2 separate regions of the Homo sapiens genome follow, and region 1 is linked to region 2. The links are chromatin contacts, found by Hi-C in ENCODE. All regions are on one chromosome and are shown on one strand. Each heading gives the region's core, a stretch centred on a gene start or an enhancer-like site at or near the end of the contact. The rest is flanking DNA. Distances are from core to core; before and after follow the strand shown. Region 1 overlaps TNR (tenascin R). Region 2 overlaps TNR (tenascin R).

Region 1 (3,854 bases), core at 437-2,936, 85 kb after region 2:
GTATTGGAAATGTGGGGGCATGGGGGCCCTAGTTAGCTGGACCAGTCATGTAAATTAGCATTGATCCATTCACCTCCAAGCATTTGGCCAGGCCCAAAAGAAAAACAGATGGCAGTTAGGGAAGAATGAATTTTAATAAAAATGGAAACTACTGACTTTTCTGCAGTAACATTATTCCTCTAGGCTCATTTCCATTGTTCTCTGTCATCACTAGAGAACAGAGAAGGGTTAGTGAAAATTGAACAGACCTCTGCACCAGCTAGGGTCTTTAAATCCAGCTTCTCAAGAAGTTCACAAGAAATCAGATAATCTTAGATTATCTTTCCTGGACCTCACCTTTATCATCAACAAATAATTCTTTCAGGCCACTACACACAGGGCATGTTCCTGAGGATGCCGAGAACAATATAAGGCAGTAAGGCAAGGGACCGTCCTTGCATTAGTCAAACAGGATGTGTACTCAAGAACAACAGTAACAGTCTCCAGAAATCAGTGTATGAACTTCCCTCAGGAAGTAAAGATCACCATGCAAATGCGAGGTGTTTTCCCACCGGTGATTCAACTGTAGACCTCATTTAGTCCAATTCTCTATTTCAGTTAAGTTTAACGATTATTTTTAGAGCATTTACCAAAACTAAAGGCCATACAGGTTAAATGACTTGATCAAGATCACTTCATTAGTTATATCATTGAAAACATAATAACAAATCAACTCACCAAGATTAGAGGTGCTATTTTCCATGGGACACAAACAAAAGGAATATTAAATGCTGCAGGAATTCAGGCAATACAGTTATAGTTTTCAGCAAGCATGTTTTAGTTACCAAAGCCTTGGACGTGGGCATGAATACATGCTTATGGAATGTACAGTATGCTGTATAAACAGAAGGCATGCGTGAAATGGCATGGTGACTGTGAGAATCCAAATTCTAAAAGGTTATGAGTGTCTAGAACTGGAGAACCAAATGAATAGAGGTACATTTAGGAGAAGTATGCACTCTGCAGTTAGTTTCTAGAAGGACAGAATATGGGTCACATCTGACCCTGCTCCAGAGACTTTAGTCAAGTGTTGTGGGAAGGCACTCAAAGAGCCAAGGTCTAGGTAAGACTCCATTAGGTCAGGCACCCAGCCGCTCAGTGGCATGTAAATCACTCTGCCACTCTAGAATCTCAAGTTCCCCAAGTCTTCACATTTTCTGGAATGCTCTAATGAATCTGTAAGCTCCATGAGGGCAGAAATCCAACGTGTGCAGGAACCCCTCCCTCTTTGTTGAGCAGAGAGGAGATGCGTCCTTAAATCGAATGCACTCTTAGGTGGCTCCGGCTCTCCAGGAGCTAAAGGGCTTCCCCAAGGTCACACGTTCAGTGACGGAGAGGCAGGGTGGAGCTGCGGTCTCCAGACTCCATTCCAGCCTCTATGGGCCCCGGGTTGCGGGGGGTCACCAATTTGCAGAGCTGAGGGAGAAGAGAGGAGGGAGGAAGGAGAGCAGGAGGGAGGGGAAGCTGTCCCCAGCTGCCAGATGGGAAGTGTCAGCTTGGCCTTGGCCACCTCGGGTCACCGCTCCTCCCTTTCAGGCGCCCGGGTTTGCCCACCGCGAAGAGCAGTGGCGGAGACATCGCAGCAACGCTAACGGGGCAGACCGCATAGGGGCCCTGAGAGGCACACACGCGCCTTCTGCTCACACCTCAGGCAGTCGGAGGGGCCCGGCGGAGCTGTGTTCGTGTTGTCATGGCGACGGAAGCAGACCATTAGAGCATTACGAGGAAATGAGAAGACTTGGGGTCTTGCGATCGCCGCCGAGTGACGGAGTAATTCGCAGATGCCACCGAGCGGTGGGGCGGCGCGGTTAATGGGGTCTCTGCTGGGCTAGTGTCCCGCATCAGCGGTAATGGGGCCGGCCCACCCGGAGGCAGCCCGGAGCAGCGTCGCCCCAGCAGGCTTATGCGGACCTGGCTAACTCCAGAGGCCGGCGGCTCCTTGCGGTGGGGAGAGGAGGACAGAGGGGCCAGGTGGAGCGGGGTCTGCAAACAGCCCAGGCTTTTCGTGAGACCCATTGGCGGGTTCCCTGCCACCAATATGCAGTCTCACAACCGTTTTCTGTCCCACTTGAAACCAGAAAATACACTTCCCAGATAGCAAGGAGGGGTGATTCGGATTCAACTCTTGCTGCAACTCGGGATGGAGGCAACCCCTCGGCGTGGGGATGCTGAGGCAGGCAAGAGACTGGGGCCGGTTCTACAGGAGGGAGGAAAAGAGTGAGCCATATGATAGAGTAAAATCCCTTGCAGGACTTCCATTCGACTGCACGCCTACTTATCCTGGCATTCTGCATGTTTCCAGCATTTTAGGAAAGTGTCACAGTGGTTAATTAGCACAGACTCTGGAACTGGACTCGGGGATTGGAACCCCAGTTTTACCACTTGTATTAGCTGTGATCTTGAGCAGGTTACTTAACTCCCTTGTGTGTCAGAGAAGTTCTGCATTTGTACAATGGAGATAATAGTAATATACCTTAAAGAGGTGTTATGAGGTGTATATTTAGAATGATGCCTGGCATATAGTAAGAATTAACTATTTTTACTATTTAGCTATTACTCGTATTATCATAAGTATTATTAGTATCAGTCTGGATTTATGCAGTGAGATATCCTATAAAATAAGAGGGTTGGAAGAAGTGATCTTCCATTGCAGTATGTGGAACAGTTCTGCAAACATAGTTTTGTATGTTACTCTTGGCTACCAATATCTATTTGATTTAAAGGTGATTTGGCTTAGCAGAAAGCAAGGCTTCTGTTTATGTCTATACATGAGATGCACCACCAGACACTGACTGTATTGAATTGAATGGCCCCACAGCTATAATACCCACAGGGTTTGCACGTAAAGATAGGGCCACCATGTACAGTTGAGTTGGTTGTATATCCTGCACAAAGGTGCCCAGCTGAGGGGTGAGTAGGAGCAGAACCCCAGCCCCTGCTTTACTCCTGAAGCTATGCTCCCTGGCGTAGTGCTATGTCTGCCTGGAGGAAGGAGCTCATTTAAAAAATTTTCAACAACTTACCTTACGGGCTTTCAGTAGCCTTGTGATCTTTGGGAAGGTCACAGCAAAACGAAAACAATGAAAAACCCAAAAAGCAAAAAACAGAAAACAAAGCATGACATTTAGTCAGATGCAGATCCTGAATTTAAGACTTACGCTACAGAGGAACTCCTGAGTTTGTTTGTGGTCTTGAGTGAAAAAAAAATTTGCATTTCCTCTGACAGTTCCTCATTCTCTTTCCTCTAGCTTTTGCAGCATTTGTTTAGATAAACTTTGCTGAGGAGATCAAATCACTTTGCTTATAACAGAAATGATATTGTAGTTTCAACATATTTATACAGATTTATATGTGTGCCAAAATATGTTTACATATGTAGAAACATGAAGGTACAGAAATGCCTTTATCTTCTGTTTGTGTTTAGCTGACTTTGACAGTCCAGTAGCTATACCTCTCAGAGGAGTCTGGTAAAAACCGCCACATCCTGCACTTGCTCTGCAGCGGGTAGAGTTTGGGTAAGGTCACTTGGCCAGTTCTTACTCAGAGATGCGGCCCTGAGGCGCTGAAAAAGCCGAAACCCTCGCCTTTGAGGTTGGCCATGGCCACTATTACACAAAACTTAGTCTTTCAATTTGATATATGTTTGCATGTCTTTGGGGGACTTAGTGTGTGATCCACAGACTTCTAGTCATCATGGCAGAAGAGAAAGGTGAATGGGCCTAAACTTAAGAGGCCTGAGTTCCAGTTCTGGATTTGTAATATTAAAATCTGTACAATTTTGATAAACACTTAGCCACTCAAGTTTGAGTTCCTTG
Region 2 (4,187 bases), core at 1,651-4,150:
GATATTATTACATTACTTTTTGAAGAACAAGACTTCTCATTCATTGCTAAAGTCAACAACACATATTGGGTAACCACTGTGATCCAGCACTTTAATAGGTGCTACAGCTATAGGATGATTGAGATAGAATCTCTTGACTCTGGAAGAACTTATGGTCTAGTAGGTCGAAATATTCATTAAAAAAATTCCAACATAAATGGATGTGGCATTCACTCCTAGAACATATCTCCTTGGAAGAGAACTCTCTTCACCCTAGAAAGAAGCATGTAAAAGGGCCAGAACTATCTGGGGAAAGTGAGCCATTTAGAAGGAGGAGCACCCTCTCCAAAGGAGTTAAGATCCGTGACCATTTCAAGTAGGCAGGAGAGGCATCATCTTGAGGATTTCACTAAAACTAGTATTTCAATGAGACTGATTCTAAGTGTAAATTAGAAATATTTTAAAAATCTTTATCAGACACTCAAAGTCACAAGGTTTTCTTTTTTTATTCTCTGGCTATTGGGGAAAAGCAATTTTAAAAATATAGGATAGCAACTCTTAGTAGACTCTTTTGGTATCTACCAAACAAGTGATGACTTCTTTCCTCTAGAATTATCCTCCCTCCAACATATCCCTATGGAGATGGAGAGATGAGTACTATAACCCCAGGCCCCTGAACCTGGTGAAAACAGCTGACCTGACTTGGGTCAGTCATATTCTCTGCCTAGGAATTTAGAATGGAGACTAAAAGAGTGCTAATCTGTCTTCAGTGTCCAGAGGAAAAGCACCTTTAAGAGTTGTGCAGAGTCCATCACATGCATGAAAACACAGAAGACAGTGTAGGTCATCAAGAGAAGCAGAAATGAGAGATGGAGAGAGCACATCGTGGGTTCCTGGAAACGCATTAGTTCCTGGGGTCAGTCCCTTCCCAACACGTGCCCTTTGCTTTTTTGTTCTGCAAGATACCCATGGATCCTGCAACACACTTCCCCTTTTAGGTAAGCCAGCTCCAGTTGGTTTCTGTAACTTGCAACCAGAAGTTCTCTGGTTTAGGTATAGTCCAGCCTAAATGACTGAATGGACCAAGGCATCAGCCATTTCCTCACTTGGATGCTATAGAATTTCAGGTCAGTATGGTTCCCTGGCCCCAACTTACACCTACTGAATCTGAATCGCCTAGGGTAAGGGTCCAGGAAACCACATTTTGTAATAAGTTCTTAGGATGTTCTGTTGGGTTGCCAGGTTTTAAATTGGTGGATAACATGGTAATCCTTGTAATGGGATTCCTGCTGTGTATCAAGTGCTTCTGCGTGGGCTGTCTCTCTGTCTTCCCCACTACACTGTGCTGTAGGCGTTATTTATTGGGGGAAATGTTGATTCATCTCCTGATGTTTCCTCCCATATGGAGGCAGCTCTCTGAGCTATAACTCTCCTGTCTCATCTCCATCCCCTTATTCACTAGTGATCTACCTGCTTGCAAAGTTTGGAAAAAGAAATCGAACACATGTAGTCTAGGTTCTTCTTCTTCCTTTTTGGAGTTGGTCTGCCTGCAGAGAGCAGGTGCTCTCAGATGCACTCCTCCTTCCTAGAAATCCCTCTCCACATGCTCTGTCCCTGCCTGCAGGGGGCTGCAGGGGAGGGACCCTCCCCAGTGCAGTGCTGCTGCGACTGGGTAGGAAGAAGCCCTCCTCATCTCAAGGTTCAATGTTATAGGTGCAGGCAAAAGTAACATCATCAAATATCAGTTTACCAATGTGAAATCTAGGTCTCTACCTGGCTCCCTTCTTTTTCTTACATTTCTATTTGTTCAGAGCTCTGACAGGGAAGAGGGGTGCTATTGACTGGGCTCCTCAGGACCCCTTCCTTATTACGTGTTTCCAGATAAAATCATTTTTCAACACCAGAGTCTAAGCTCTTTCCTCTGCCTGCTCAGGGAACCTCTGGAGAGGGCTTCTCAAACTCACTGCACATGCACATCTAATCCGCGGAAAATTTGTGAAAATGTAGATTCTGATTCTGAAGGTCTGGGATGGGTTTGGAGTATCTGCATTTCTAAAAAGCTTCCAGGTGACTCTGATGTCACCATTGGAAGGTCCACACTGGACCCATGAGGTTATGTAAAGGATCACTTCCAGAGGTCCAGAGTCATATAAGTTGTGATGGGCAGAATAATGACGCCTCAAAGACATCCATACCTTAGTCTCTGGAATCTGTGAATATGCTACCTTATATAGCTAAGGGGACTTAAGGTTGCTCATCAGCTGACCTTAAAATAGGGAGATTAACCTGATGAACTGGGTATTCCTAGTGTAATCACAAGGGTCCCTAAAAGTGGAAGAGGGAGGCAAAAGAGGAAATCAGAGTGATGCTATGTGAGAACTCCATCAGCCATTGCTGGCTTTGATATGGAGGAAGAGGACACCAGCCAAAGAGCATGGGTAGCCTGTACCCTGCATGGAAAATGCAAGAAAACATGTTCTCCCCGAGAGCCTCCAGAAAGAATGCAGCCCTGCCAACACCTTGGCAAAAGCTCAGTGTGACCTGTGTCTGACCTACAGAGCAGTAAGATAATACATTTTTATTGTTTTCAGCCACGAAGTCTGTGGTCATCTGTTATGGCATCAACAGGAAACCAATACACAGATACATCCCTTCCAGCAGCTGGACTATTCAACCAGGGAACCATGGTTCCCAGGGAAACAGTCTGAGAAGTTTTTGTGTAGGGAGATGCTTGGTAAAAACGTAGTGTACCTTGATGAAAAAGTCTACAGTTTTAAATGCCAAAACTACTAGACTGAGTGAATAGGACCAACTAATGCCTGAACAGGCTTGATTTTAAGTTAAGTGAGCATGACGAGCACGTTGTTAAAAACTCAGACCTGATTAAATCTCTGATGAAGCACAGCATGATAAATGCCAGGCGACCACAGCTCTGTGAAAACCAAATGCAGTGTGCAGAGCGGGGGAGATTTCCTGTGGGGCTGGATGACTGCCCCTGAGGAAGGCAACATGGTCACCACATGGTTTGTGCTAATAGTGGTTTCCTGCTGCAGGGAAACATCTCGTCCATGCTACCCAGTCTATTTTTTTTCAGATAAAGAGTGGGAGGATAAAGAAGTTGCGATGGTGTCACTTACTGTGGGGAGACCAACTCGTTCCGGGCCAAGTCTTCACCAACTGAATGTCAGGTTATGAAAATAAACTTTTAAAATGCTTCTGCCCAGAGCTGGAGAATGGAAGTGTGGCTGCTGGAATTAGCATAAATCATGTGATCGGGTGTATTTATTTATTCAGTCATTATTTCTTGTATTCTGTCATTGGCCCATTCATTCATCAAATATTTGCTATGCATCTACCCTATGCCCAGCCTTGACAATATAAGGTGAAACACTGTGTAGTCTTACTCTCAAGGAGATGTCAATCTAGTTGAAGAGAAAGATCTGTGCTCCCGCATATAGTATTGAATGCTCTGTTCAATAATTGAGCTCTGCCCTCAGATGCTAAGGAAACATGGGCGCCTAATTCAGTCTAGGTTTGGGGGTAAAGAGGGAGTCAGAGAGGGTTTGAGGAGGAGGCAATGTTCAGGATGAACTTTAAAAGGAGAGAATTAGTTTGGAGCAGGCATTCTAGTGCAAGGAACAACATGGCACTATGAAAGAGCATAGAACATTCTGGACTTGGGTGTGGCCAGAATACAGGGTGCATTCCTATAGGGGTCTAAGAAGAGATGAGGCTGGAAAGACAAGCCTGGTCCTGAATTGTTGTGCATTCCTTGCTAAGAAAGTGAGAACAGTGAAAATGGTTAGTGAGTGTTAGGCAGGGATGTGAACAGCCACCAGGGTGCTGTGGGGAAAGTGTCCTGACAGGAGGGAGTCTGGATGCAGGTAGGCCAGATGGGAACAAAGGGAATTTCAGAGTCTGAATGGGGCTACAGGCATGGATGCTCTTTTTAAGGAAAGACTCACCTTAGGACTAAACTAAAGTGTATTCTAAATTGGGATGAGGGCTTCAAAATGTATCCAGCTCACTTGAAAAAGTATGAAGAAAATAGTAGGAAAGTGGCAAACCTGGAAGGTTCTTGTTGGTGGCTGCAATATGTTCTTTAAGCTCCAAAAGAATTTGTGGACTAAGAATGGATGGATGTGAGGACTGTTTAATATCCAATTTTATATTGTTGCTGTCTGTTGTGATTATAGGCTTGGCTCTTG

The links. Hi-C counts contacts between places; a loop is a spot of excess contacts on that map. Pooled maps may share reads with other maps.
Region 1: a map of endothelial cell of umbilical vein shows a loop between it and region 2 (6-fold over the local background). The contact joins two enhancer-like sites. A Hi-C loop is called at or near these places in 1 of 168 maps with a recorded cell type or tissue (endothelial cell of umbilical vein), 3 of 37 single-sample maps with no recorded cell type and 9 of 50 pooled maps.

What each region holds. Positions count from the first base shown.
Region 1 is chr1:175,597,690-175,601,543 of GRCh38, forward strand. The region is part of intron 1 of TNR (tenascin R); the gene reads right to left. Among named protein-coding and RNA genes, the nearest start is that of TNR, 140 kb to the right of the region's middle. RefSeq lists an enhancer at 2,971-3,040. Within about 2 kb of position 1,687, at least 5 of the 41 ENCODE cell types and tissues checked have a DNase peak (open chromatin) inside an H3K27ac peak, as active enhancers do; they include endothelial cell of umbilical vein, where a contact is called at or near this core.
Region 2 is chr1:175,511,896-175,516,082 of GRCh38, forward strand. All of the region lies in intron 2 of TNR (tenascin R), which reads right to left. Among named protein-coding and RNA genes, the nearest start is that of TNR, 230 kb to the right of the region's middle. Within about 2 kb of position 2,901, at least 4 of the 41 ENCODE cell types and tissues checked have a DNase peak (open chromatin) inside an H3K27ac peak, as active enhancers do; they include endothelial cell of umbilical vein, where a contact is called at or near this core.